Linked DNA regions of Homo sapiens: region 1 is linked to region 2. A link is an interaction called in ENCODE POLR2A ChIA-PET data of the cell type or tissue named here. Cell type or tissue: Panc1. All regions are shown on one strand. Links, peaks and the distances in the headings refer to the core of each region. The heading gives the core; the rest is flanking DNA. Region 1 overlaps CREB3L2 (cAMP responsive element binding protein 3 like 2). Region 2 overlaps LOC124901752 (a long non-coding RNA gene).

What was found. ChIA-PET counts read pairs that join two places held together with the same protein. Peaks named below come from ENCODE experiments on the same cell type or tissue, not always from the same donor. Only the 100,000 strongest peaks of a DNase experiment are listed, where the experiment ranks them.
Region 1: POLR2A ChIA-PET joins it to region 2 with 15 read pairs; 3 of 35 experiments call an interaction of 5 or more read pairs at or near these places.

Annotation. Positions count from the first base shown.
Region 1 is chr7:137,961,390-137,977,054 of GRCh38, forward strand. All of the region lies in intron 1 of CREB3L2 (cAMP responsive element binding protein 3 like 2), which reads right to left. Among named protein-coding and RNA genes, the nearest start is that of CREB3L2-AS1, 16 kb to the left of the region's middle. In Panc1, for the core only: no CTCF peak of the experiment used is centred there; no DNase peak of the experiment used is centred there; H3K27ac peaks cover 1,654 bases.
Region 2 is chr7:138,017,714-138,033,378 of GRCh38, forward strand. It overlaps LOC124901752 (a long non-coding RNA gene), which reads left to right. Exons shown (of 3, transcript XR_007060551.1): 3 at 3,474-4,200. It also overlaps the pseudogene LOC100128052. Among named protein-coding and RNA genes, the nearest start is that of CREB3L2, 23 kb to the left of the region's middle. RefSeq lists an enhancer at 13,527-14,726. In Panc1, for the core only: no CTCF peak of the experiment used is centred there; no DNase peak of the experiment used is centred there.

The sequences.
Region 1 (15,665 bases), core at 3,113-11,112, 57 kb before region 2:
AAAGCACAGGCTGAGTCAGGCTTTCTCTCCTTGAGTCAGTTGTTGCTCCCCACACCCAGGCAACCCAAACCTGGAAGAATCTCAGGCTTTCTCCTACTTCAGCCTCTCAGGCAGAGGCCCTTTATCCCACCTTTGCCATCACAGGATACAGACAGAATGCGTCTTCTGTGGATCCAACCTCTAGGCCTCAACTCTTCCTGTCATTTTGGGGGTCCCTCCCCTGTGGCATCTCTTGTCCTCCCCTCCCCATTTCTATGCCAGACAGTCCTCTATCTTTCTCTCAGGTACCTGTGGTCCCTAGGAAACAAAAGCTTTCCTTTTCCCACCCGGGGGGCACACCTCACAAGACTCTGATGGTCACCTTGGTCACTCCGCTCTAAGCTCTGCCCTTGGCAATTCTTCCATTCATCCTTTGCTGCTTCTTGAAAGATCTCTAGCCTACCCCAGGCCTTTCCTCCATGATCTCATGACCCATGCCCTCTTCATGCCCAATGCTCAGTCTCTCCGTGGCAGGCCCCCTCACTTTTCTGAACCATGGGAACTTCTAGGAAGTTCTTCTAGGAACTCACACTGCTCCCCTGTGTCTCCATGAACCCAGCCTCCACTTCCTCTCCTAGCATCCCCTGCACCTCCACGCGCCTGCTCTGCTCTTCCCCATCTGCGACCCCACCGAAGTCAGGACCAATGTCAGGAAACACTTGTAGAACAAGGGGGAAGACTCACTGAATGTTCACGTTGAAATGGACCCTGGTGGTTTTTAAGCGCAAATCCAGGGACACTAAACTCATGAAGCAGCACAGACCATTGCTTGGGCGACTTGAATTCTAAAGCTGCCATACACTGAACTAAAAGCTGTCTCTTGGTACCTTTCACTAGATGGCCATGGCTCTGACTTTGGAACTGTTCCCTTAAAGCATTGGAAGGCTGTCATCAAGAAGGATCCTGAGTGTGTATTCCCAGATCTTGTCCCTCCTCTACTCAAATCCTGAATCTCATCAGGATGAACAAAGGGTTTCTAGGCCCCCTTTCTCTGCCTTCTCACCTTGAGCTTCTTCCCGCACCATCCTCCTTCCCCTTCCCTGAGGGATCTCTGCTACAGGCACACTTGCCTCTCCCAGCTCCAGCATACACCCTGGGGAACCACTTTTGCCAGCCATCTGGGCTGATTGCACCTTCACTGCCCCCAGACTCAAATATCACAACATCAGGCAGGACTCCCCACCACCCTGTGTAAGCCAGTCAGAGCCTCCCACCCCCCACCAGCATTCTCTTACCCCATCGTGGTTTATTGTTCTCCATAACATGAATCGCCCCCTAAGAAATTACATGTATGTTTGCTTCCGATCTCCTGCACTACACATGAGTTCCATGGGGGCCGAACGTTTGTCTACTTGATTCACTGCTACAACAGCACCCAGAACACAGTACCTGGCACAAAGTGGGTGCAGTGCTCTGTATGTATATATCAATAAATGAATTCCCACTCCCTTCCATCCTCGCACTCATCCCCCAGCACACACAAACCTCTTTGCTTTCTCTCTGCATTCACTGGTCTGCATATCCAGCTTTCCTAAACAGCAAGGTGATTTTGGATACTGATCTGACATCTGACATCCCAGCAGTCCCTCTCAGCTTTGGGGCCCTTGGATCTTCATGAAGATGTCTCCCTCCTTCTTCATCTCACTCAACCAGCCCCCCTCCTTCACGTTCCTTCTGGATCCCAAGCCTGCAACGCCTGGAAAGTCTAGATAAGGGTTATGGTCTATGTCATCCTCAGATATGCTGATAAAAAGGCTGAGCAAACAGAGCTCATTTAAAGATCCCCCTCTCCGGAGGCTCTAAGCCAGAATTTACCTGCTCTTCAGGACCTCTTAGCAAGTCCCTGTTCCCACTTAGTCAGCACTGCTTTCTTCCTATTCACAAAGGATCTCTTTAATAACCAGCTCCACCAGTTTTCCAGGTATTAATGTCAAGCTTTTCCCTTTTCAAAAACCAGTACGGTATTCACTTCTTTCTAGTTTTCAGGCACCTCGTACTTGACTTTGTTAGTCCTTAAACTGATTTCTAATTCACGCCATTTTGTATTTATCCTAAGGTAAACATCAATCTTTCTAGCTTCTGGATACATTATTTTAAATTCTGAGCAAAATGTCTCTAGTCACTCTCTGGTATCATGATCCACCCCTCCCATCTTTGTTTTTATTGTTCATTTTTACTGGATTAAATTTAAATGTTTTTCTAACTTCCTCCTTCACGAACTGTATTTATATTAGAGTCTCTGGCCATGGAGCTTACCTAATTTTCCCCCAGGATCTTTTGAAATCTTGAAATCCTCTTCCCTAAATTGCCGAAGCAGGGATAATTATGTCCAGGGATAATTATGTCAAGCCAAACTTGATTTGTTTTTATAAGTTTAAAAATAGTTATTGCCTTTTTTATTTTGGTGTTTTTTTTTAAACAACTTATTTTGTTCAATGTTAGGATAGTATTTGACATATCTGTTGAAGAAAGAAAGAAAAAATAGAAATGAACAAATGATGACAACACCAAAGTAAGAATGTATCACAATCTGTTTTCAGCTGAAATAAATTCCTAGAAGATCCTTTATCCCTTTTAAGATGGCCATGTTAAAGAAACACTTGCGGCCAGGCGCGGTGGCTCACGCCTGTAATCCCAGCACTTTGGGAGGTCGTGGCGGGCGGATCACCTGAGGTCAGGAGTTCGTAGACCAGCCTGGCCAACATGGTGAAACCCTGTCTCTACTAAAAATACAAAAATTAGCCAGGCGTGGTGGCAGGCACCTGCAATCCCAGCTACTTGGGAGGCTGAGGCAGGAGAATCACTTGAACCCAGGAGATGGAGGTTGCAATGAGCCAAGATCATGTCATCGCACTCCAGCCTAGGGGACACGAGCGAGACTTCCTCTCAAAACAAACAAAACAAAGCAAAACAAACAAACAAACAAACAAACCCTTGCTTAACCCACTAGCATGTCTCTGGCTCCCAAAACACTTGTCACTACCAAATCAATCATGTGTTTCGACAGGGGAATGTTTTCCTCCGTGTTTAGCCTTTTGAGCACTCAGCATCTAGACTAAAGCACCCAAGGCTATTGACCCATCAAATACAAAAATGTTAAGCCATCTAGAAAAACCAGATCATTCAGTTAAAGGCTTTCTTTGTGCCTCCTGCACTCCCACAAAGATGGGGAGGGAACAAGCATGATATGCAAGGTAATCAATATTGAACAATCCAATATTGAAAACAAACGGACTGCTTTCAAATTCTTTAAATTCTACCATTCTTTTCAAATTATAGAGAGTCATAATCCAGTAGTGATATGGTTTGGCTTTGTTCCCACCCAAATCTCACCTTGAATTGAGCTCCCATAATTCCCACATGTTGTGGGAGGGACCTGGAAGGAGATAATTGAATGATGGAGGCGGTTTCACCCATACTGTTCTCATGGTAGTGAATACATCTCATGAGATCTGATGGTTTTATAAGGGGAAACCTCTTTTGCTTGGCTCTCAATTATCTCGTCTGCCACCACGTAAGACGTGCCTTTTGCCTTCCGCCAACCACGTGGAATTGTGAGTCCATGAAACCTCTTTTTCTTTATAAATTACCCAGACTCAGGTATGTCTTTATCAGCAGCGTAAGAACAGACTAATACAAGTAGTGACCAAACTCTAGTTCTACTACAGAGATTGTCCAACCGGGGAAACAAAATAGATAAAGAAACTGCCCATAAGGTAACATTCTAAATTCAACTATCTCTAAAGCCAGAGTTAGATCAAGGGACAGGATAGTGCTCAAACTGTTGCCAACTCCAGTAATTACTGCTTCCTCAGATTACTTACGATTTTTCTATAAACAGAAATTTAGTCTGTCTCCTTCTGTCTTTCCAACACGCAGTATCAACACACATGCGCACAAATATATTTACACTCGTTGAGGAAAACATGGCCAAAAAGACAGAAACGTGAACTTTTGCTAGTTTAAGCATTCCATTTTTTCCCTTAGGATAATTAAATCGAATCAATGACAAAAGCCCCTTGATTGTGAGGCTTTGCAATCTACATCTGAAATATCAGAATATTGTTAATATTAAAATGTTAATAGAACACACAGGTGAGTAGACCAATGCTATTGGTTCTTCTGGAATACTTCCTTAAGTTATTTTACAAAGAACCCTGGTCTCAGGAAGCACTGATTAAAGTTTCAAGGAAGTGACACAGCCCATGTTATAAGCAAGGACATAGAAAGCCCTAGGTTCTCCAGCCAAACACTGCAACTATCTGCAAAGCTCTCTCTTCTACGGTAAAGAGAGTTGACCAGGGTAACGTCCACTCAAAATCCCACTCCACTTAAAACTATGGGATTCTATGCCTGAGGAGGAGCAAAACAAAGTGCTATTATTTATGTCAAAATGGGCAACTGGGAGAAACACCTACTGAATCTAGCCTCCTCCTCTAGGGCAGGAATGCTTAAACCTGAGGGTGTATCACAATCACCTGGAGAGTTTATTAAAACACAATGGGTGCATCTCACCCTAGAGTTTCTAATTCAGTAGGTCTGCAGTGGGGCCCAAGAATATGTCTTTCTACCAAGTTCTCGTATGCTTTGCTGGTCCATAAAGCACACTCTGAGAACCACTGGTCTTCCAAAGAAGGAATCTGATGTTCACTGATGGCATCAAGGACTTAGGTGAACAGAAGTTGGGAGGGGCATCAAGACAGAGGAGCCAAAGAAGATACAGATCAGAGACAGGAAGTGCAAACATGTGAAAAGTTATGAAATTCCTCCAGAGAGTGGAAAAATAAGGGCTAGTTGCATCTTCTTAAATTATATCCCACTATGTCTTACTGCATAATTTGTAAAATAGATTATATGTTACTTGCTTACATACTTTAAAAAATTATGTCCAATAAGTTTGGATGGTAATGTGATGCACTTTCAGAAAGCAGGTTAAAAAAAGCAAATTCAGTCAACAAAGAAAACTGTTAATACATTGGTGCTCCCTCCAGTGGCTCAGGGAGAAGGAGGAGCACTATCCTTGATATGGAATTGGAATATTTAAGAAGTGTATGTTGATCCTAGCCACGACTCAGATAGAAGGAAAGCTCAGAATAAGTTAATCTTTTGGATAAAAGAAGAAGATTACCTCACTTTTGACTACAGACAGCTCAATTTGGAGATTTTACAAAGAACAGGAAATAACATATTTTGCCTCATGTTCATGCCTCTCAAATAAAAATAATAAGGAAATTTTAAAAAGAAAAATCGTAGGTAGAAAGGAAGGACCTATGCCATATGAGAGTTCATCAAAGCTCCCCTGCAGTGGCTTACTGACAAGCTGCTAGAACTGTGCTTCTGAATCCTTGTCTCTGCCTCCATATAATACGCAGGAGCCGCATACTCCTCAAGGTAACACTCTCATTACACATGGATTCTCAAGTGTCTGGGAATGAGGGCATGGAAGGAGGGTGTTATGAACTGAAAGTGTGTCCCCCTAAAATTCATATATTGAATCCCTAACCCCCAATGTGATAGTATTTGGAGATGGGGCCTCTGGGAGGTTTACATGACGTCATGAGGTGGGGTTCCCATGATGGGATTAGTGCCCTTATAAGAACAGCCCAGAAAGCTTGCTCTCTCTCCCCTTCTTCTCTCTCTCTCAGTCTTCTCTCTTTCTCCCTTCCTCTCCTTCCCACTCCTCTTTGCCCTGTGAGGACACAGAAAGAAGGCAGCTGTCTGCAAGTCAGGAAGCGGGCGCTCACCAGAGCTCAACTATGCTGGCACACTGATCTCAGACTTTCAGTCTCCAGAGCTGTAAGAAATAAACGTCTGCTGTTTAAGCCACCCAGTCTATGGTACTTTGTTAAGGTGGCCTGAGCAGACCAAGGCAAAAGGTGAGTGAATCTCCATCAGCCTAGCAGTTTGGACTCTGAGCTCATTATCGGGACATCATTATCTACCTAGAGACAATTTACCTAACTTTGGGCCAAGGACTCAGGAAGAAAAGAGCCTCTGGAATGTTATCATGGTCACCACACTACTAGCGGATGTAAAAGGAGAACAAACACTAGGCTTAGCTTGAGTCCCAGCCCTCCTCCCACAGTCACTCCCCCAACCCTAGCTTCTCCCTAATGCTAACCCAAAACAAGAGATACTCCGGATGACTCAGCCGCAAGTGCCCTTGCTATTGATTTGAACCTGATCAGACAGTTTGGTTCTGGCTCTTCGATTCTCTCCCAGACACCAAGCCCCATGTCTCTGAACTGGAGTGTTCCTGTGGCCCCTGCTCCCGATCGCTGGAAACTGACTCACAAGTTTCCCTCCCAGGAACAGGAAGCCTGCCCTGCACTGCATTCCTAAGATCCTTCTAACCACTGGCAGCTCAGCCTCATGTTGGCCACCTGCATGAACTTCCAACCATCACCTCCCCTCACTGTGATGCCCCATCCACTTCCTGGGACACCATGTAAATACCTAACAGCCACTGTTGACTGAGCACCACCGTGTGCCAGGATCTCTGCTTTAATACGCATTATCCCTAATCCTCAACACAATGCTGCAAGGTAGGTTATACTCTTCCCATTTGTGGTTGAAGCACACAAGACTTAGGGAGTTAAATAACCTTCCCAAGATCACACAGCCAGTCAGTAAAAGCTTGCTATTTTCACCTTTCTTTCTGACTTTAAAGTCTATTTTCTTTCCAATACAACACAGCGTCGTTTCTACCCCATTTTGGCACACCCCATCCCTTCCTTGTCCTCCACAGCTGATGTTGCCCTGGACTGGAGCTAGCTACTCTTTTTTTTTTTTTTAATTATACTTTAAGTCCTAGGGTACATGTGCACAACGTGCAGGTTTGTTACATAGGTATACATGTGCCATGTGGGTTTGCTGCACCCATTAAGTTGTCATTTACATTAGGTATTTCTCCCAACGCTATCCATCCCCCAGCCCCAGACTCCCCAACAGGCCCCAGTATGTGATGTTCCCCTCCCTTTGTCCATGTGTTCTCAACGTTCAACTCCCACTTACGAGTGAGAACATGCAGCGTGTGGTTTTCTGTCCTTGTGATATTTTACTGAGAATGATGGTTTCTAGCTTCATGCATGTCCCTGCAAAGGACATGAACCCATCCTTCTTTAAGGCTGCATAGTATTCCATGGTGTATATGTGCCACATTTTCTTAATCCAGTCTATCATTGATGGACATTTGGGTTGGTTCCAAGTCTTTGCTACTGTGAATAGTGGAGCTGGCCACTCTTGTATCCTCTCAGCCTCACACTGTTTCAAGCCAGCTGAACCTCCTCCAATGGGGGGTACAGCTGGATCAGTCCCCAGTATACCATCAGCTCAGGCCCGCCACCAACTCTCTATCCCAACTCATAAATGAATCCAATTTGGTGGCTCCCACCTTCAACCCCATTGATTTACAACTTCCAATTACAGCACATAAGAACAAGTCTTGTGTGTGTCCTAGGGGGTTGGAGAAAAGAAGGAAGAAAGTGAGAAGGGGCAAAAAGAAAATGAGGAAGAAAGAAACGAAGGAGAAGAATAGGGTCAAGGAAAAAAGTGGATCAGAGGAGAGAGAAGGAACGAAGAAGACGTGGCGCCCCATAAAACAGCATGTGTCAAGTGAGGACACTGTGGGGCTGCTTAGTCAGGAAGGGCAGAGAGCTCAAATCTGGAACTCCAGCAAGATCCCTGGTCTCCTAGTTAAGCCAAAGAAAACTGTTCCCAGTCTGAGAAGAGAATGTGCATGATGATATCAAGATTACAAATCATAAAAGCTAAGTTTCCTTTTTGATAAATTGGATCAGAAAAAGAGGTGGCTATAAAGGACATTTTGGGGACAACTAGGGCAATTTGAACATGAATGCCTTAGATAATAGCAGTGTATTAATGTAAAATTTTTTTGAGCATTATGATCTTCTTTTTTTTTTTTTTTTTTTTTTTTGAGACAGAGTCTCATGCCGTCGCCCAGGCTGGAGTGCAATGGCACGAACTCGGCTCACTGCAAGCTTCGCCTCCCGGGTTCATGCCATTCTCCTGCCTCAGCCTCCCAAGTAGCTGGGACTACAGGCGCCCGCCATCACACCCGGCTAATTTTTTTTTTGTATTTTTTAGTAGAGACGGGATTTCACCATGTTAACCGGGATGGTCTCAATCTCCTGACCTCATGATCCACCTGCCTCAGCCTCCCAAAGTGCTGGGATTACAGGCGTGAGCCACCGCGTCCGGCCTATGATTTTCATTGAGGTTGTTTAGCAGAATTTTTTTTTTTCAAAGATACCAGCTAAAGTATTTAGAGATGAAATGTCATAATGTCTCAACTAACTTTCAAGGGTCATCAAACACACACACACACACACACACACACACACACAACATACACATACGCAGAAAGACAGAAAAATAAGTTAATATGGTAAAATATTAGCAACTGATGGATTTAGTCAAATGATATATGTCTTGACTGTATTATTTTTACAACCTTTCTCAGGTTTGAACTTTTTCAAAATAAAAAAGAAAAGAAATTATGAAATAGGCACAACCTAAGAAACAAATGTTTTCCAGATGCCCAGGGTATTTTAATTTGCATAATAAGTTCTTCCAGATGACTTGAAAGCACTGTTATGGGGGGGTTAGAAGATCATCCAGCTCTGGAGTCAGGCTGCCTACACTGGAATACCATCTAAAGAGCAAGTTTCTTAACCTCTTCAAGCCGCAGTCTCCTCATCTGTAAAATGGTGCCCAAAACAGTATTGAATACAAAGGGTTGATTATGAGAGTTAAATGTAATAAGTCACAGGAGTTATTATTATTATTGATATAAGAAAAGACAGGATGTATAGTACTATCCTCACTTAAACTGCCCAAATAGAATTCCAAAGAATAAGCTGACCATTTTGTTTTAGAACTTTCTTTTTCTTTCTTCCTCTTACATAAAACACAGAGAAGCAATTTCAGAAAGATGGCATGTGCCAAAAACCACAGATATTGGAATCAATCCAGACATCGTATCTTTTAACGAGAGAATGGGGTGACATTTCTCCACCAAATAAAGTTCCTTATAAACTAAGTTTCCTAACTTTACGTTCAGGGTGAATCACTTGCAATGAAGAAACAGCAACTGTAAGAAGGAAAAATGGGTCTTCTTCGATAAGCCGGACAGTTCACAGAAGGGGGTGGGTGGGGTGGGCAGGATCCAGGTGGGAAACCTAATCTTCAAAACAGATTCCTTCTTTTGGCCAGAAAAGCTCAGGTCAAGGAACTGAAGAGCTGGCTTCTTCCTTCCTCACAGTAACTGCCTTGATGACTGGCAGTGTGGCCCAGACAGAGCACATTCCATAGGGCTGGACAGCAGGCGTGGGGCCAGCAACCGTTAAACACACTTTTGTATCCTCCACTAAAAAGAATGTCTGGAACCAACAGCATGTGCCTTGTTCTAAGAACAGATTTCTCCTCCAGCTATTTCTCCAGCTTACAGAAGAAGTGTTTATGCAGTGTGCACCTACCTACACTACGGTTACTTTATAGCTGGGTGCCTCAGTGTGAGATACTTAAGAATATCCATATTTTTAAAAAGCTTGGAGAATGGCATGCTTCCAACATCAGCATGAACCTAGACCCTAAATTAAGTTAGCACACATATTAAGAGATACACACAAACTTCAAGAAAAAACAAAATCAAGTCTACACAGAGTTTAAAGGTGCCTACTTATTTCCAGAGTCAGAATTATGTTTAAAAAAAAAACTGGGGCCAGGCGTGGTGGCTCACGCCTGTAATCCCAGCACTTTGGGAGGCCAAGAAGGGCGGATCACGAGTTCAGGAGATGGAGACCATCCTGGCTAACACGGTGAAACCCCATCTCTACTAAAAATACAAAAAATTAGCCGGGTGTGGTGGCGGGCGCCTGTAGTCCCAGCTACTCGGGAGGGTGAGGCAGGAGAATGGCGTGAACCTGGGAGGCGGAGCTTGCAGTGAGCCGAGATCGCGCCATTGCACTCCAGCCTGGGCATCAGAGCGAGACTCCGTCTCAAAAAAAAAAAAAAAATTTTGGATGGGGGGAGACATTGTATGAAGGACACTAAGGCAACACTGCAGACACCGCAGAACTTGATCTTTTTGCGGCTAGGCTGTGATGTGTGAGTGCACACAAAACACCGGTCCTTACTCTCTGCAACCCGAATCCCCTGGATCTCTTTCCCCATTGTAAATAACCTTATCATAAGTTCTTACCTTAATCATTAACTTCTCTGGATGGTACAAAAAAAAAAAAGGCCAGGGTCTGTTTTCTAATGTATATTCTTGCTCTTTCCATTTTTCTAAAACTATTAATTAAACATTAAGCCAACTTATTTAAAAGAGGGAAAAATGGGAAATAACCTAAAATCCTAATAATTGGATGTCACTTAAGAACCTACAAAACATACACTCAATGAACAATACACGGCCATTAAAAAGTGATAGATAGGCTGCTCTGTCTATGGAGTAGCCATTCTTTCATTTGTTCACTTCCTTAAAAAAAAAAAAATAATGGCTAAGTATTAAAATAGGAAAATGTCCATTATTAAATACAAAAGGGCATGGCACAATAGTTATATGAATATGTTTTATTAATAGCTATGTAAAAGAAGTATTCATAAAAAAAATCTGAACTCTAACACAAGAGAAATTAACAGCAGTTTCGGGAGTGCATAATGAGCTTTTGACAGATGTCTTGGCTGGGCGCAGTGGCTCATGCCTGTAATCCCAACACTTTGGGAGGCCTGTAATCCCAGCACTTTAGGAAGCTGAGGCGGGCGGATCACAATGTCAGGAGTTCGAGACCAGCCTGGCCAACATGGTGAAACCCCGTCTCTACTAAAAATACAAAAATTAGCCGGGAGTAGGGTGCACACCTATAATCCCAGCTACTTGGGAGGCTGAGGCAGGAGAATTGCTTGAACTCAGGAGGCAGAGGTTGCAGCGAGCCAAGATCATGCCACTGCATTCCAGCCTGGGCGACAGAGCAAGACTCCATCTCAAACAAAACAAAACAAAACAAAACAGAGAGATGTCTTTTTTGCTTGTTTTTTAGTTTCTTTAATGAGGTAATACTCTTTTTGTAATGAACAATAAGAACAGTATTTTTTTCTTGATAAATAAAAGGAAGCCAGGTTTGGTGGCTCACATCTGTAATCCCAGCTACTTGGGAGGCTGAAGTGGGAGGATAGTTTGAGGCCAGGAGTTTGAGACCAGTCTGAGCAACACAGTGAGATCCCCGTCTCTACAAAAAAAAAAAAAAAAAAAAAAAAAAAAATATATATATATATATATATATATAGAGAGAGAGAGAGAGAGAGAGAGAGAGAGAGAGAAAAGAAAAAGAAAAACCTAGGATAAAGGTTGATTTCTTATTTTAAATTCCACAGTCACCTAAGGGAACTAAACTCTAAGGCACCTGTAACATTCATGAATAAATACACTGTGGATCAACCCAGGGAGCATTTTCATACCAGCAAGGCCCCAGAATGGACACCCTGGTAACAAAGTCCTCTTGTTTGGGGGAATGTCCCCAAATCCCTATATAGGAAAGAAGCTTCAGGGCCTCTATGAAAATATTTACACATGAGAGAACACAGACACACACACCCCAAATCCACATGAGAAATTGAAGAAATAGCATATCTAGTGGGTGCAGCGCACCAGCACGGCACATGTATATGTAACTAACCTGCACATTGTGCACATGTACCCTAAAACTTAAAGTGTAATAATAATGAAAAAAAAAAAAAAAGAAATAGCATATCATGAAAAACTAAAATGGTTTGAAATTCTTCAACTAACGATGACCTTAATCATAGAAGTCCCCATTCCAACTTGTTTGCCTTGTACGGAAGACTTGGGTCCCAAGGAGAATCCACACACTCCTGGTGAGGGTGTGCTAAAGTTGATCAAGTTTAACTAAATAGGTTCAGTACCGCACCAAGGAACACAGAGTTTCCCAGACAGCGGCCCACCGGCGCCTATTCTCTTTGAACACAATGGAGAGGCACATGACCCTCGGGAGCTAGAGGAAAGCTCACCTAGAGTGAGTTGGAGTCTGCTGTGCTCCTTGGTGGGAGCAAGTAGCAAAAAGGTAACAAGAGATATCCTAAAGTCAAGAAGGTAGCAGCACAGGGCCCATCCGACACAAGATCACAGTTAGTAAGCCCAGAGACTTATTATGATGGATCTGAGACACTAATGCCTAATGCCACGAGGCAAAAAAGTGAGACTGCCAAGAGGGACCCTACTAGTCAGCCATAGTTTTACAACTCAGTCTTCAAATCCTTCTCTTACACACCTCCTGGCATTGTTTAATCAATTATTCAGACAGGGCTTCTGATGAATGGCTCCCCCATTCATATTCACAGTTAAATTCTCCAATAGTTAACTATGCACGTTTTCACAAGATTTCCAACAACCTGAAAACATTTTATGAGCTGGCATTGCATGTTCTGGGGAGTATTTCCAAACCAATAACTGCTCATCATTGTCTCTGCTGAAGTGAATCTGGAACGAGCCAAGACCGAGAAATGATGGCACAGGGAACCTATCAGAGGCAGAAATATCCATATTATAAAGTTAGAAATAAAATAATGCCAAGCATCTGCTCTTTAAAAAAAAAAAATCAACCTCCTTGTGTAAAAAGAAAATGAATAAAAATACTTGTCCTACCTACCCCATTGGTTTCATTCATTGAACAAATATTCCTGAGAGCTGGGTACTGAGGTACAACGGTGATGAAAAGCAAAGAGACCCTTGCTCTATTGGAACTTACAATAATGGGAGAGAAAAGGTGAAACAATCAAAATAATGAATCAAAAACATGAAATATTATAACCCCTCTGAAATAAAGGAATACAGATCTCTAAAAGCAGGAAGAGTTTCCTTAAGGCTTGAGCACAATCTGAAGGCTAAGCACCAGGCAAAGGGAAAAGGGTGAAAAGAGTGTTCCAACCAGGACCAACCGGCATGTACAAAGGCCCCATGGCAGGAAGAAATGTATTTAAAGATCTTAAAAAGGGGAAGGGGACTCATGGATGGAGCGCAGATTGTCAGGGAAGAGATCAGATGTCAGGGAAGAAATCTTTGAAAAGATTTCTCTTAAACTTGGGGATGACACGAAAGAGAGAGAAGGGAGAACAGATATGAGAAAAGTTGTTAATAGGCTACTGCAATAGTCCTGGCAAAAGACAGGGATAGCTCAGTTCTAATGAGGTGACCAAGGAGATGGAAAGAAGTGAATGGAGTCAAGCTATTCAAGAGGGAAGAGCCACAGGACTGAGTGACAGATGGGATACAAGTTAGGAGAGAATGACATCAAGAACGGCTCCTAGGTGCCTGGCCTGCCCCAGTGAATGTTTGACTGCACCATTTGCTGGAGATAGGGAACAGGTTTGGGGTAGAGCCTGTGAAAGGTGAGGAACCTTTGAGATAGTCCAGTGGAGAGACAAGCTGGCAACTGGATAATCAGGTCTTAGAGACAGATCCAGGCTAAAGATATAAATTATGGGCCCATCATGATAGAGATGCCAACTGGAGTGTTGCCCAAGAGACAGTTACAGAATGAGAAGAAATGACATTTCAGCATCAAGCCTTGAAATACTCAGACCTTTTAGAAAGTTGCATGAATCAAGAAAGATAAGGTATATGAATATCTTTTATAAACCGTAAAGCATTATAAAAATATTAGTTACTTTAAAAGATGAAAGGGCATGGAAATTAATATTTCTCTGACATTAAAAGCTATAGATCAAACTCAACAAGGCCATCAGTTGTACAGAACTCAGGAGGAGTTTAATCCATATCAAAGCTCCAAAAGTCCAGGAGAACAGATTGAATTTGCTGTGAGCCCAAGAGGCTCTCAGAAGGGGACTTAGGGTTACTCATAACCAGCAGGCTATTTCTTCTTGCAGAACCCACAAATGAGTCCCATATTTGGGCCTCTGCAATCAGTTGGCTGCAGCTCCCAGGCGGGCTGACACACACTGCAACCTCACATCTGCAGGACTCTCGCCCCTTCTCTCTTTTTTAAAGGGCCTTTGTCCTTTGTTCCCCAGCCTCACAGGCAAGACAGAAGAGCCTTTGCTTCTGTACTTCTTAAAAGCTTTAGAAAGGGACTTCATTCTGCACACTTCGGGGAGGACCAGGACCCATGACTGCATGGGAAGTAAAACACAAGTAGCACACGGCATACTTCTCCTAGATGCTCTCTGCGTCTTCCAGCACCTCAACATCCAATTGTAAAATAGCAGGAAAGATTCAGTTAGAGCCCGAAACTAAATTTAAAAATTAAAAAAGAAGTAAATAAATTAATTAAACAGCAGGAAAGAGAGAGACAATCAAGCTTTGCATGAAACAGCTTTTATTCTTCTTTTAGGAAAACGGTTTTAAACTATATTCATTCTCTGGAATTCAAAGTAGTTTTGCCCTTAAAAGGCTGACCTTAGAATCATTCCACCCAGCTGCATAAATCCAATACAATTCAGCTCAGGCCACTGGGAAAGACACTGAGTGGGAGGCCGAGCCAGATGACCCTCAATGTTTCTCTGCTCCAAGAGTCTGATCCCATAAGTAAGAACCAGATGTTCCACAGACATCATCTCCAATTAGGGAATCAGCATCTTTCAAAAACATCTCTTTCTTTTTGCTAATAATGTGGCCCAATGGCCCTCAGAACTCTGATTAGCCAAGTATTGGGTTCAATATGGATATTTTATCAGCCAGGAGTCTGCTCTTACCTACTTTCTCAGTTGGACCTCCTTGGGGTCCCTTTCCTAAATATATGGCCACCCAGCCACCAGGCATGTGCCAAAATCTGCTTATTTAACACCCTTTACCCAGAGAACTAATGTAGTCTCTCTCCACTTACCTCCACACTCAAGCCTTGGGTGGCATCGGCCCCAAATTTCCTGCCCTAAGCACCTCAATGCAGTGGCCACTCGTTAATTTATCCTTTCGTCCAGTGATCCTCAAACCTGGCTGCATATTACAATCATCTGGAGAAGTGGTTATGTTTGTTTTTTTCCCAGCATTCTAATTTAAAATATGCAAATCAGAGCAAAGTTGAAAGAATTTTATAATGAATACCATATGCCTACTGCCTAAATAACACCATTAATATTTCATTGTTCCTGCTTATCACAAACCTACCCATTGACATATTCATCCATCACCCCACTTTATTTTTTATGCATTACAGAGTAAGTTGCAGACCTCAGTATATATAAACACAAATCCAATCTGGAGACTATTTTAAAAAATCTTATGCCCCACCTCCAGACATTTTAATTTAGTCAGTTTTGAGTGGGGCTCAGGCATTAGTATTTTTTAAAAATCTCCCCAAGTAATTCAAATGTGCAACCAAAGGGATAGGGGAGAATGCTTCTGCCTCCCATGAGCCCCGCCCAGAGACAGTGGGAGAGGCCAGTGGGTGGAGCCTGTGGAACATCATAAGCTATATAGGCTACGCAGACGGCAGCCTGCCATCTTCTTGCACGTACACACCCACACACAACATCAACCATCGACAAATGAAGCAAAGGCCAAGGAATGGGTTGGGAGGTGGAAAGAGAAAATTCCCTTTATTCCTTTAGAAATGAGGCTGCAGAAGGGG
Region 2 (15,665 bases), core at 3,653-11,652:
AGCTACCGCGCCTAGCCCATTTTGAATGCTTATTGAATATTTGGATCATTTCCACTCAAGAAAGTTTTATTATATGGGAAATATGTTCCAAAATTGTGAACTATAAAATGCTAATATTGCATCTATAAAATGCTAATATTGCATCTATAAAATGCTAATATCTGATAGGCAGTTCAGGATTTATTGCTTCCCAGGTTTACATAAAATGTGCCAAAGAAGATGTGTTCTTATTGAGAAAAAGAATACTTTCATCTAATTCGAAAGTTATCTAAAAGTTAATTCAAATTCTGGATTTGACAAGGTTATTGCATCCATGTAACTTTCTGTATTACCTTTAAAGTACTTCTGCTGTTAAGTTATAGGGCTTTGACTCCTTAGCCCTAAAAAGGACACAACATAATGTCATGTCTAGCCTTAATTCTCTTGAATGGTTAAAATCCTTTGCAAGCTCAACAGTGACTGCTCTAGACTCCTGGAAAAAGCAATAGCAATCACCTTGTGCTAACTCAGTAGCTAAGGCTTTGCTCTTTCACATTGACAGCCTAGGTTCAACTCCTGCCTTTGGAAGTAAGTCCTTTCTGGTTGATAGTTACGGGACTTACCATTTGTTGATTCTTTTCCACCTCCATGGACAGCTTCTGGTTTCCTGTCTTGAATTTTCTTTTCTCTGAGCTACCCTACAGAGAATTCTAGATCTTGTGAAAACTGTTTGCCATCTCTTTGGAGATACCTCATACATCCATGCTTAAGCTGTAACCTTAATTAAAGCTTATTGGTTTCACTTGGGAGAATATCTTTGGAAAACAAAAAACAAAAAACAAAAGCCTAAAGGCCAGAGGTGTCAGCTGTTTTTCCCACCTAGAATCTGGTAATAAGGGATTTTAAAAGATTTTTGTTTTTTGTTTTTTTTTAGAAAAAAAAGCTCTATCATTAAAAGTCAGCCTAACTAAATGCTGATATGTATTATATACATATTATATAAGTATATATAATATACAATCATATAATATAACATATATAATTTTTATATATTTTTATATAATAATTTATATATGATAGATATATACATATATTCAGTCAACTGAACTCTGTCTGTCTTCATGCTACCCTCAATGCTCACATGAGAGGGCCTAAGGTAATTTCTGATAGGCTGGGACTCCTTGGGAGAAACAGAGGAGGCACTGCGGACACCGTTTCAGGAGAAGCCTCTGTTTTCCTCATGGAACTCCAAGAATTGTGAGTAGAAAGATCCCTATCAAAATCTAAGGCTCTGTTCCGTTTTGCATTGTGTTACCTGAGCTTTTTGACTTTTAGGGGCATCAGAAATTACTCTGCATTACAGTAGAACTTTCAGCCTTGGTGTGTAATAGCTAGGTAACAAATATATTTTTAGGGATGGCTAATGGCACTTGCTTACAGTGAGTGGGCGTTACTACAGGCTGGTATTTCTTTCTTCTCGCATTTAAACAAGAAGAAAAACATGCTCTATTGGCACCTAGAAGGCATGGAATGGGGGATGTGCCGATTATAAAATGGCCTGATTGGCTTTGGTTTGCCCGTCAGCCTCGGGAGAATGTCCTTGGAGTGAAATGCACCAGTGAAACCATTGTACTGTCTTTTCCTGTATCATTTCCTTCAATTTTGGGGGACTCAGGATTCGGTGTGAAAATGGAATCCTTGGTTTTTGGAAATCTGTTCTGCTTTCCAGTGATGCCTGTTTTTCACACGATTAAATGTTAGGCCCTAGAAACTCCACGCTTTCTCGGCCCTGTTCCTCAAAGGGCTCCACCCTGAAGCCAGTAATCCAATGAAGAAACTTAAAATCTGGCAAATGAAAAGTCTTCAAACTACCAGATCATCTTCTGTCTGTCTGTGTATTTATATGTATTGTGTATGTGAAGTTTATATAAAAGAGCTCTAATTATTTGACTTAAAGAAAAACAAGTGCTTAAATCAAATATTTTGTCAGTAGAATAGGCAATTTAATGCCTTTTAGTTCACATGACTTTAGTAATCTTTGGTAAATAAATATAGTTTTCAAGATTATTGGTAAAATAAAAGATGTCTTCAAAATTTATACATTTGGTCTAAATTAGGCAGGTCAGATACTGTCTGCTAGATGCTTTAATGTCATAAACTGCTTCTATGACAATTTTTTTTTCTTTTGTGACAGAGTTTCACTCTTGTTGCCCAGGATAGAGTGCAATGGTGTGATCTTGGCTCACCACAGCCTCCACCTCCCGGCTTCAAGTGAATCTCCTGCCTCAGCCTCCCAAGTAGCTGGGATTACAGGCATGCACCACCACGCTCGGCTAATTTTGTAGTTTTAGTGGAGACAGGGTTTCTCCATCTTGGTCACGCTGGTCTCGAACTCTGACCTCAGGTGATCTGCTTGCCTCAGTCTCCCAAAGTGCTGGGATTACAGGCGTGAGCCACCACGCCCGGCCGACATTTTTGATAATCATTTGACTTGTCCGCTTTACAGCTAACAGATTTTAGATAGGATTTAGGCTGGGAAGAGTCAGACACTGTCTGCAGCTCTGTCTTACTCCTGAGCTCTACAATCCCGTACGCAGTTACTTACTTACTTACTTACCAGGTCTTTTGCCAAAAATAAAAGTTGCAAAGAGTTAACACTGTGACATGTACTTGAAACTACTAGAGAAACAGTTTAACACACAAGGTCTATAAGGAAAGTAGAGCGTACTTTTGGTAAGAGGTTATAAGAAGGCATGGAAGTATGGCCTTTGTTAAAGGGAATATTTAGGGGTTTTTTCGGTTTTATTTTTCTTGAGACAGGATCTCGCTTTGTTACCCAGGCTGGAGTGCAGTGGCATGATCATGGCTCACTGCAGTCTCGACCTCCCTGGCTCAAGCCATCCTCCAACTTCAGCTCCATGTGCAACTAGGACTACAGACGTGTGCCACCACATCTGGCTAATTTTTTAAAATTTTTTTGTAGAGATGAGGTCTCCCTATGTTGCCCAGGCTTGTCTCGAACTCCTAGCCTCAAGCAATCCTCCCACCTTGGCCTCCCAAATTGCTGGGATTACAGTTGTGAGCCACTGTACCCGGCCAATGTAATTTTGTCTAATTCAGAAGGTTTTAAGGATTGTCCTAACCTAAAAGAATAACGGGAGAAAACTGAAGGTTTAAACAAGCTGTAAATTGTGAAAGATTGATCTTGTAAAGGAAGTTCTGTGAGTATGAGCAAGTTGGCTAAAATTTGAAGGATATTTTTCAATTCGTCTGTAAATTCAGTATTAAAATAAAGCCACACCTAATTCAGAGCCAGAATCTGGGCCCATGTGTCTGGATAACAGGGTATTCTTGGAGCATTGATTTTTTCTTTAACAAAATATTGTAAAGGCTTATAAAAGGTTTATGGGAATTTTACCTTATGGTCAACTAATTAAAATTGGATAGATTTCTTTATAAGGTTTAATGAAGCTTTTTTTTTTTTTTTTTGACAGGGTCTCCCTCTGTCACCCAGGCTGCAGTGCAATGGTACAATCTTGGATCACTGCAATCTCCACCTCCTGAGCTCAAGCAATCCTCCCACCTCAGCCTCCCGAGTACCTGGAACTAAAGGCACAAAACACCATGCCCACCTAATTTTCGTATTTTTTGGTGGAGATGGGACTTCACCATGTTTGCCCAGGCTGGTCTCAAACTCCTGAGCTCAAGAAATCCACCCACCTCAATCTCCCAAACTGCTGGGATTACAGACATGAGCCACCACACTGGGCCTCCTTTTTTTTGGCTTTGAGACAGGGTCTCCCTATGTTGCCTAGGCTAAGTGAAATGGTGAAATCACAGCTCACTGCAACTTCAACCACCCAGGCTTAGGTGATCCTCCCACCTCAGCCTCCCAGGTAGCTGGGACCACAGGCATGCACCACTATCCTTGGCTAGTTTTTTTGTATTTTTTGTGTTTCATCATGTTGCCCAGGCTGGTCTCAAACTCCTGGGCTCAAGCAATCCGCACCTCAGCCTCCCAAAGTGCTGGGATTACAGGTGTGAGCCACCACCCCTGGGCCTTTTATTAAGAATAGTACACTAATGCAAAGATGCAATTTGGCTTTCTCTTTTGAACAAGATTTTCATGTAATTACTAAAAGATAATGAAAGGTTTTTTTTGTTTGTTTGTTTGTTTGTTTTTGGTTTTGCCTTTTAAATAAACAATCAAAAAAAAAAAGAGAAGGGAGAGAGAGAAAAGTCAGATTCGGGTTGGCCTCATGCTGTCTTTATTGGGTCTTGTGTGGAAAGTTGAGTTTTACCCTCTGTCAACAAGCAACATTTTTGCTTTTTAAAAATTTCTGAGCTGCCACCACAGCTACCGCAGCCTCTGGGAGCCTAGAAAAGGGGAATGAGAACAGTGAATGACTCAGTCCCCTGATGGCAGTGGTGGTGGTTGTGGCCAGGGAGACATGATGATGAGGTGGGGGCGCTGCTGCTGCGAGGAGCAGGCAATGATGTGGTGGGGGTGGGGGTGGGGCCGGGGCGGGGTGTTGGGGGGTGGCACAGGAATAAAAAGAAAAAGAATCACCAAAAACAGGGAAAAGTGGAAAAAGTTTAAAAGGACAAGACACAGTAAGATCAGAGCAAACTTCCTTCAGGAAAAATAGCCTTGTTGCTGTCCCATCTACAGTATCTGCTAAAATTAATGTACCAATCTCTCAGCCCATAGCCAAGAAAGACAAACAGCAAAATTCGTCAAGGTTTAGCACAAGCAATAATAAAGAACTTCAAACACTACCATCTTTAAATGATGTTCCTCCTGCTGATCAAGAGACACTTTTTATTTGGAAGTTACATCAGTGTTGTGTCCTCTTCCACTTTGTTTCTGATCCATGAAATGACTTAAAGTGGAAGGAAGAACAATGAGCTACTTTAAGTGAAATGGAAGAATTTATCACCCATCATTGGAATAGGATCACAGAGCCTGTTTACCCAGAAGTAGTCCATATGTTTGAAGTTGACATGTTTCAAACATTACCACCTTCTATCGTCCAGGAGCTGAATCTGGCCCAGAGAAAAACAAACCAATGTTAGAAGCAACTTGGCCCCATTTACAGCTCGTTTATGAATTTTTCTTCAGATTTTTAGAGGCCGGGCACGGTGGCTCACACCTGTAATCCCAGCACTTTGGGAGGCCAACGCGGGTGGATCACAAGGTCAGGAGATTGAGACCATCCTGGCTAACACGGTGAAACCCCGTCTCTACTAAAAATACAAAAAATTAGCCGGGCGTGGTGGCGGGCACCTGTAGTCCCAGCTACTCAGGAGGCTGAGGCAGGAGAACGGCGTGAACCCGGGTGGCGGAGCTTGCAGTGAGCCGAGATCACACCACTGCACTCCAGCCTGGGTGACAGAGCGAGACTCCATCTCAAAAAAAAAAAAAAAAAGATTTTTAGAGTTTCCAGATTTCCAACCTAATACAGCAAAGAAATATATTGATCAGAAGTTTGTATTGCAGCTTTTAGAGTGCTTTGACAGTGAAGATCCTCAGGGAAGTTTTTTGTTGTTGTTTAGTTTTTTGTTTGTTTGTTTTGAGACCGAGTTTTGCTCTCTCACCCAGGCTGGAGTGCAGTGGCACAATTATAGTTCACTGACTGCAACCTCCGCTTCCCAGGTTCAAGCAATTCTCCCACCTCAGCCTCCTGAGTAACTGGGACTACAGGCACGTGCCACCACACCTGGCTAATTTTAGTATTTTTTTTACAGAGACAGGGTTTCACCATGTTGCTCAGGCTGGTCTTGAACACTTGGCCTCAAGTGATCTACCCACCTCACTCTCCCAAAGTGCTGAGATTACAGGTGTAAGCCACGTGCCTGGCCTGGGAGAGAGCTTTTTCTAAAATCAGCCTTTGCAGAATCTATGGGAAATTCTTGGGCTTGAGAGCTTATATCAGAAAACAGATACATAATATATTTTATAGGTTTATTTATGAAACAGAGCATCATGATGACATAGCAGAGTTACTAGATATATTGGGAAATATGATTAATGGATTTGTTTTACCACTAAAAGAAGAGCACAGATTTTCTTAGTCAAGGTGCTATACCTTTGCACAAAGTGAAATCTCTGAGAGTCTACCATCCCCAGCTGGCATATTGTGTAGTACAGTTTTTAGAAAAGGATAGCACCCTCACTGCATCAATGGTGATGGCACTTCTCAAATATGGGCCAAAGACTTACAGTCCAAAAGAAGTAATTTTCTTAAACAAATTAGAAGAAATTTTAGATATAATTGAACCATTGGAATTTGGAAGATCATGGAACCTCTCTTCTGGCAGCTAGCCAAATGTGTCTCCAGCTCACACTTCCAGGTGGCAGAGCAAGCGCTCTATTACCGGAATAATGAATACATTATGAGCTTAATCAGTAACAGCGCAGCAAAGATTCTGCTGATCATGTTTCCATGCTTGTACTGCAATTCAAAGACCCATTGGAACAAGACAATACATGGCTTGATATCCAACACACTGAAGCTCTTCATGCAGATGAACCAAAAGCTATTTAATGACTGTACCTAACTGTTCAAAGCAGAGAAACTGAAAGAGAAGCTAAAAATGAAAGAACAGGAAGAAGCATTGGTTAAAATAGAAAATCTAACCAAAGCCAATCACCAGGTACTAAAAAAGAGAGTAACATGAAAATGTCCAGGGTGTTACTTGAATGTTTTCATAAGATAGGAATATATCTTCATCCTGAGAAGGAGGGATATCATTGGCTAAATAAATGACATATAGTGACCTGGGATTCTATTTTGTAATAGTAAGTGTTTAAACCTTTGATATTTGACAAACTTTCCAAAGTCAACTTCTAAATTAAGCTTTTTCTTTGATCTGGCTAACTCTTTTAGATATTAGGTACCCTAAAGTCCAAAAGAGACATATTTGGCTTATTTGGCATACTAAAACCATACAAAAAATATTGCCAAATATAAAATGGTGTTTAAACTTTCTTTGGGTCATATTCATATAAATATATTATTAGCATGTGTTCCAAAATTGTATAGGATTCCCATAATTCTGATATGTCCTATAATTCTGATATGTCTATATATTATCAGTAACAATTATAATTGTTATGTTAAATTGTTTTGTGCCATAAGGTGATCAGACTTTAACCACAGCTGTTCTGAGACTTTAGCCCCTCACTCGGCCTGGGCAGCCCCTCCCCTGACCCTGCCACGAGCAACCCCCTTGCTCCAGTACTCTTCAGGCCCCGGTGGCCTGGTGTTCATTTTGCAGGCCTGAGTGGCGGTGAGCAGAGTTATTTGTTAGGCTAGGGGAGAGAGGTGGCAATCCCCAAAGGAAAGGGAGCCTCAAACCCCTCTGTATGCAGTTGCCAATTGTTATTTCACTCTGATTCTTTTCATAGGCAGTTTTATAATCAGCTATAGGACTCTGAGAGTTGCCCTGGAATTTAAGTTTCTGATAACTTTGAAAATTGTGACATTAGAATAGAGGGAAAAACTTCCAAGACTGCCATAGAGAGTTAATGTGTTCATAAATGTCAAGCAGGACAGGAGTTAATTACATAGACTGAACTAATGGAAGACCAAAATAGTCTTTTTACAACTTTTTGTTTGAAACATTGCTAATTCTTTTGTTTCACAGAGTTCAGAAAACCTTTTGTCTTTTGTACTGTTTGCAGCTTTTAGCAACTGGGTAAATTACATTCTTGAGAGTAAAATTTAGAGCGTATTTCTTTCTGTCTACCTGGTTTCCTCAGAATTTGAAAACTATTTGTAAGTGTACTTAATTTATGGCAGTATAGTTGTTTGCACAAGTTCAATAAGAATCTTTTTTCTTTTGTAACAAGACACCATTGGAGACCCTGGTGATTTTACCAAGGCTTTGACTAGAGTGGCATACTTTCAGGTATAAACAGACTGCTTTAAGTAATCACAGTTGACTTATAGAGCCAATAAAAGCCCCTTGGGAAAACTGGCCTCATACCTTGTCTACACAGTCCTTGTATAGAGTTCCTCACCTGTGGTAAGTAAAGAATGTCACCTGACAGGTCCAGGAGCCCCAAATTACCTTGGGGCCTTAAGGAGAGGAATTCCCCCAACTCATATAAGTATTTGCAGGTACAGATAAATCCATGACTGGGCTCAAGTCTTTAAAAATCTAATCTGAGATTCCTTATGGAATAAAGGAATCAAACACTACCAGCAAAGTCAATTTTAGAAAGAGTCTATGTGGCAAGTAATAATTCTTGCTATACTTTATGCAAATATTCAGGCCACAGATGATAAGACTGAAATTTATTATGCAAATAAATTGGTTCTACAATGACTTGTCTTTAGTAAAAATAACTAGAGAGAAAAAAATATGTTTTAGAAAAAAAACATAGCACACCTGTTGTTAGAGTCTAGTTGTGTTCACTGTTTGTTTGTGAGTTTTTATTTTCTGCAATTTGGACTGAATCCTGAATTCCATCCAGGCTTCAAGTCCCAAATTATTGCTTGAAAATTTTTCTGACTTGGAATCAATGAAATTACTACTACATTATTCCTTGTAATATAGATGAGAAAGACATGTCAGACTACCACAGCCTTCCTCTTCTGTAACTAAAGATGCTTTGAGTCTAACATCTGAATAAATTGTGCTCAGTGTTAACCTTTGTTTTTCTTCTGTCTCCATAGAAATGACTCTTATTAATAATCTGTTTGCCTTTATCACATGTAGAGGCCTAGCCCACCTGCAATGCCACCTCCTGGATGGGACACAGATATTTAACTAAACTGATCCATTCTCAAGAACTAGACAGTGCTTATGACAATGTTCATGAGTATTCATAGCTCTTCCTGTAACCTGTTAAATACATATTTAGCCAACCTGTCATTATATCCAGTTATGATGGGCAGTGGACAACCTGTATGATAATTAAGACTAACTGCTGTGTATACATCCCAGTAAATTTGGGAAATGTCTCAGATAGCCCTGCAAGATACATACCAACAAATCAAAGCTTTGTCTGACTCCACATTGTCACTAGACCAGTGATTACTGTCCTGACTCAGGTCAGTACCATCCTGGTAGCAAAAGCTGGCTGTAACATTCGCCCTGATTTCAAGGATAGGCATATCCCTCTGTTGTGGAGTTTACTGCTGCTGCACCCTCCATATGGGAATGCGAGACGGGCTTTCCCCAGAGACTTTCCGGAACTTGCACCATAATGGTCCAACGAATATCATCTGTAAAGTCCAGGTATTCATGAATATTTCCAAATCCAAACAGATCAATTCCATACCAATACCCAATAACTACACTGTCTTTCAGCAGGAAGTAGCCAGAATAAATACAGTACCCCAATTTCACAGAGATGGAAGGGAACTTGGTAGTGGGGAATTGTAACCAAGTACTCCCATTTTCCTAAGAAATAGTTTATTTGTTTTCTTTCTCTCCTTTTCTTTTTCCTCCTTTCCCCACTTTTTACTTAGTCCTTTAGAAATGCAGATTTCTAAATTTTAATAGCCTTTTACCTCCCCTTCACCAGACATTCCCTACAGGGCAAATTCACCTAACTATATGCTTAGGAGCTCCAGGAAGGAAATCTCACCCACCAGGAGGTTGCCTCGAGAGATAACAGTCAATTTACAACCCAAACTATGCCTGCCCATGGAGACACCAGCAGTCACCAGCTCGATCACCTGGTAGATATGGCACTAAGCTAACATGCCAACCCCTCACCTGCTCACTTCCTCCCACCCCTTGTGCCATTAATGCTAAGCCCCCTTTAATAGTGCTTGCTTTCTGATCCAAAAGAAAAGTGGTACCCTCAGGCAGGAAGCGTTATAACTTCTTCCCCTAAGCTAGCTTCAGAATAAAATATCACTTTCTTTATACCAGACCTCACTCTTATTCAATGGACTCTGTTGGCAGTGAGCAGCTGAGCCTCCACTTTGGTTATAAGACTACAGGGCATGCCACCATGCCCAGCTAATTTTTAAATTCTTTTGGTAGAGGTGGGGTCTCACTATGTTGCCCAGGGTGGTCTCAAACACCTGGCTTCATGTGATTCTCCCACCTTGACTTTCCAAAGTGCTGGGATTACAGATGTGAGCCACTGGGCTCTGCCTGTATTTTGGCTTTTTAACTTAACTTATTTCCTATGTAGATAACTGGTTTTCGGTAAGGAAAGGGCCAGGAAAGCATGCAGCTTTAATATTTAAATATGCAACAAGTAGGCAAAGCTGGAAGGCAGAACACAGATGCCCCAAAATCAAGGATCCCATTTTACATTGAATCTTGGGTCCCCAAAAAGAGGGGGATACAGTGGAATGTGACAGTGCAATGCTTTTACAATACACTCCACTGCAGGGACATTCTCCCAAGATTGGTGGACAGCTCAACACTGATCAGCCCACTGTGTGATCAGGCCATCCCCCATGGGAGTCTTATCCCTTATTGGGGAGTGGGGGTATTTACGTAGCTTTTAAATACCCAAAAGCACATTTTCCCCCTCCAAATGTGCCACAAAATAAGTAGCACCTTGGAGTAATAACCATTCACTATAAGTAACTACCACTAGCCATCTCTAAGAGTGTATCTCTTACTTAACTATTACATACACCAAGGTTATTTTTGCGCAATGCAAAGTAATTTCTGGTACCCCAAAAAGCCAAAAAGACCACATAACACAATACAGAAAGAACAGTTTTAGATCTGAGAGGACTATGTCCATTTACAACTTGGGATTCCCAGAGGAAAAAAAAGCAGGTGCTCCCAAAAAGGAGTCTGTGGCACCTTTTTCTGTTTTTCTTAAGGGTTCTCGGGCTGTTAGAATTTACAATATATGAAGAATAGGGTGAAATAAAACTAACTTGAAGAACAATTTTTAAGAAAAGGAAGTGAACATAGAAACCAAACACATGAGTTCTTTAAAAAGGTTTCAGTCATCTGAAAAAAAAAAATTCCCAAAAATAGAATAAAAAAAAAGGGAAGAAAAGTATAAGGCCTTTTAAATACACACACACACACACACACACACACACACACACACACGTATATATATATGTGTATATATTTATAGAGAGAGAGAGAGACAGAGAGAGAACACTTGAATATCAGCTTTTAATTAAGCTGATTTTTAGCCACAGAGCTCTTTAAAAAAACAATTCTTTCAAGTCTCCTGTTACCAGATTTTACCCAGGACAACAGCCGATATTTTTGGCTTTTGAGTTTCTTTACCAAAGGTATCTTTCTAAGGGTCTCAATCAAAATTATGACTTAATCATGGGTGCACGAGTTATCTCCAAAGAGGTGGCAAACAATTTTTACACGATCCAGAATCACCCTAGAGATAGCTCAGAGAAAGGAAAACACAGGACGAGAAATCGGAAACTGTCCATGGAAGGAAAAAGGATCAATAAATGGCAATTCCCTGGCTGGGTATTGAACCCACGCAGCATTAGTCAAATGGGAGAGACTTAGCTACTGTACTACGGCATGGGGTGGTGCATTAGCCTGTATTTGCATTGCTATAAAGAAATACCTGAGGCTGGGTAATTTATAAAGAAAAGAGGTTTGATTGGCTCATGGCTCTGCGGGCTTTAAAGGAAGCATGGTGCTGGCATCTACTTCCGGTGAGGCCTCAGGACACTTACAATGATGATAGAAGGTGATAGGGAGCCAGCATGTCACATGCCAAGAGTGAGTGAGAGAGAGAGAGAGAAAGAAGAGAGATCCTAGACTCTTTTAAACAACCAGAACTTGCATGAACTAAGAACTCACTTATCACCAAGGGAATGGTGTTCAACTCTTCATGGGGGATCTGCTCCTATAATCCAATCACCCTCCCTCCGCCCAGGTCCCACCTCCAACTTTGAGAATCACATTCAGCGTGAGATTTGGAGAGGACAAACATCCAAACCACATCAGGTGCTCTCCACTGATCTTCCCGGAGGGAATGTAGAGCAGGCAGTTTTGAACTTGCAAAAGATTTTAACTTTCAGGTCAAAACTTTTTTTTTTCACTCTTTTTAATTTTATCAAGAGAATTTCTAAGGCTAGCCATGATACTAGCCTATGTCCTTTTAAAATTTTTGATTTTCCCATTAATTATTTAGAATAAGAAATGTATAAAATCTTTTTTATTTTCAGTGGTGTACTTAGTTCCAATAGTAACTCAATGCAAAAGCCTCTTGAAAGCCCAGGTGGTAACTTTCCAGGTTTTTTTCTACATAAGCAAGAGGTATTCCTGGGGAGGGCGTCGAGGAAGCAATCCCCATGATCATTAAAAACTTACTCTCAGAAATAGACTTAAAGTAACAAAAGACAATGTGAAAGGAGAATAAATACTTGGGGCCCTAATTCATTATGCCAAAAGAAAAAAATTATCCTGAAAGCTGAGTCATGTAAGATGTTGCCTTGCCTTTTGTTCCTAAGCAGATAGCTGCAGATAAAAGGTTAATCATCTCCTCAGGCAGCTACTCTATGTTCACCTTATCTTATGTAAAGTGCTGATTTACTGATCATGAGATAAATACATAATTGTATACATAAATTGAATGCATAAATTCCCCTGCCTGCTGCTTTTCTCTTGCAACATGTGGATTACCATACCCTCCCTCTTTCCCCTCCAGCCCACTTTTCCCCTTTAAAAACTGAAGCCCTCAAAATCACAGCTAGAGAAAGGCACAGACCACAGACTGTTTCTGTGATTCCATGTTTATTTCTTCCAAGGATGTCCTTAACCTTGGCAAAATAAACTTCTAAATTGATTGAGACCTGTCTCAGATACTTTTTGGTTTACACAACAGAAGCCCCATAGAGACGGGACCTTTTAAGACAAAACTCCCCTAAGAGCTTGACACCCTTGAGATGAAGAGTGTGCTGCTTAAAATATTACATCTTGGACTCCCTGTCCTTTCAGACTGGTCCCCTGATATGAACCCAAAAATTCATGCCCTCTTCCTGGACACAGTGTAATGCCTGTAATCCCAGCACTTTGGGAGGCTGAGGCAGGATCCAGTCACCTCCCATCAGGCCCCACCTCCAACATTGAGCCCAGGAGTTCGAGACCAGCCTGGGCAACATAATGAGATACCATCTCTACACAAAATCAAAAAAAATTAGCCAGGCATTGTGGCACGTGCCCATAATCCAAATTACTTGGGGAGCTGAGGTGGAAGGATCACTTGAGCCGATGAGGTCAAAGCTTTGGTGAGTCATGATCACACCACTGCACTCCAGCCTGGATGACAGAATGAGATCTTGTGTCAAAAATAAAAGTTAAAATTTAAAAAAAAATCATGCAGTCCGGATGGCAGAGACCAAGAGAGGGTACCCCCATCTAGTCACAAGATCAAGCTCTCAAGGCCATAAAACAAGATGAGAGGGGACTCTCATCTGATTTTTATTTCTGGGACCTACAGCAAAGTTTGTCTTTACAGATGACAACATAGAACTGTGAAAACTGATGAGTCTGCAGGCTCTTGAACAGTGGGTTTAAAGGGGTTCTAGGCTCATGTTCTCCCCTACGGTACCCCTCTTTATGACGGAACAACCCAGAAAGAAAAAGACAAAGGAAAAGAGCAACAAAAAAAGCTATTTCTGCGAGGGAAGTGGGTCAAACAGTATGAATATTCATACCACATGTACACCAGAGTCACTACAACCCAAGGCTTGTCACACAAATTCTTTTTTCCCATTGATCAAAACCATGTAGAGGAGACAACCAGTGATTTTTACCATCTCATCGGCTGGAGTGCACAGAGGGAGAGAGGCCCCCTGGCTGGTAAGAAATTCTTACCCCTTTGCTTCCGGGTTCCGGGTAAAGGAATCCTTTGCCCAGGTTCCTGGTTTCTCTTCAATGCAGCTTCCAGGACAGAAGCATAGCTTTGACCATCCTGCTCACACTGCCATGTTGTGGGGGCTATGGCCATTCACCCACTAAAGGTTCATTGAAAAATCACTGGCATGAAGCAGACTGATTAAGAGGAGAAAAGACATAAAAATTAATTCAATGTGTCTACATAGGAGCCTTCAGAATGAAGACCCAACTTCCCAGTGAGTAATAGAAACTTTTTGAGTTATAGAAACTTATATACTGTCTTGAAGTTATACAAAGAATGGGGGCTTGTACCCTGGTAACATAGATTATGGGAGCAGGTAGAAGAGGAATTCCACTGAGGGGCGATAAATAATTGATAGGGAGAATGATTGGATTGGGGAGCAGAGATCAACTTGCAAATCATTTTCTTTGGAATTTAAATGATCCTTGGAGACAGTCTTTATACCGTCTTCTCAGGTATGGTCACATCTGGGTCTTTTCTGCAATAGATAATGAGATAACGGAGCGGAAGAAAGAACTGTCCTCCTTGCTGGATCCGGATCCTAGGCAGATAAAGGAACGTCAGCTTCTTTGGGAGAGGCAGTGGAGGACAGGGGAAGGTCAAAGAGACCTTGAGGCTTTTTCAGTTCAGCAAGTCAAAATGCCATACTTGGAGGTATTGGTTTCTGAGCCCCAAACAGCTTTATATTTTTACTTTTCACATTTAAATATATGATCTGTGAAAGGAAAGTAGAAAGTTGGGATCCCAACTCACTCTGCCAAAAGAAAAAAAAATTAACCTGAAAACTGAGTCATGCAAGAAGCTACTTTCCATTTTGTTACTAAGCAGCAAGCTACAGATAAGTTAAAAATCTCCACAAGTAGCTATTCTGTGGTCACCTTATGGTATAGTGAGCACAGGATGAATACATAATTGACTATTCCCCTACCTACTTTTTTTCTCTTACAACATGTGGATTCAGTAATGTGACCATATCCTCCCTCTGTCTCCTCCAGCCTGCTTTTCCCCTTTAAGTACTGAAGCCCTCAAAATCATCTTTGGAGAAAGAAACAGGCCTGTCTCCCAGGCACACATCCTTCACTTTGGCAAAATAAAGTTCTAATCAATTGAGACCTCTCTTGAATACTTTTTGGTTTATAAATTGGCAACCCAGGTAAGGGACTCTGAGTGGAGGTGTCCCTTACCTTTGACAAATCTCCTATTGGTGCTTGGTACCAGCGTGAACGAATATCTTTATTGCTCAAACCAACAGGACATTTTGCTGAGGTCTGGGAGCTACTCCCCTCCACAGAATCCTTGATCTCCCCAAATTTGGTTGCGATTTAAGGTTTATTTTGCTGTACAACTCCTTTTTCTGGAGTTTTATTCACTTCCAACAAGAAGGCCAGCTTTTTTGCTTCCATGACGATGGAGAGCAGCCAACTCATTCCTGGAGCTTCAGCTCACTTCCAACAGGGAAGGAATGTTTGAGATTTTTCCTGCTTCTAAGATGGTAGAGCGCAGTCTTCAGCCTGGGCCCCATTCCTAGATAAGTAGCTGAATTTGGGTTTTGTCTTGGAAATTCTCCTTAATGACTAAAGTTAACATTAACAACCAGCTGATCTTAATTTTTCCTTACCATTAGAGTATTCAGTTATTGTATAAATTATGCAATTGTTTGTTTTGCTAACTGTTTTTTGTTTCTGTTTTTGTTGTTGTTTTGATCTTTTTCCTTCGGGTTTGACCAACTCTACCCAACTTGATCAAGTCTGAAAAAAAGTTCCAAATTATGCGGAACAAAGCCTCTGAATTAGCTAAATTCCCATAGCCGGGGGGGAAAAAAAACGGCCAGCAAAAAAAGAAAGAGTTT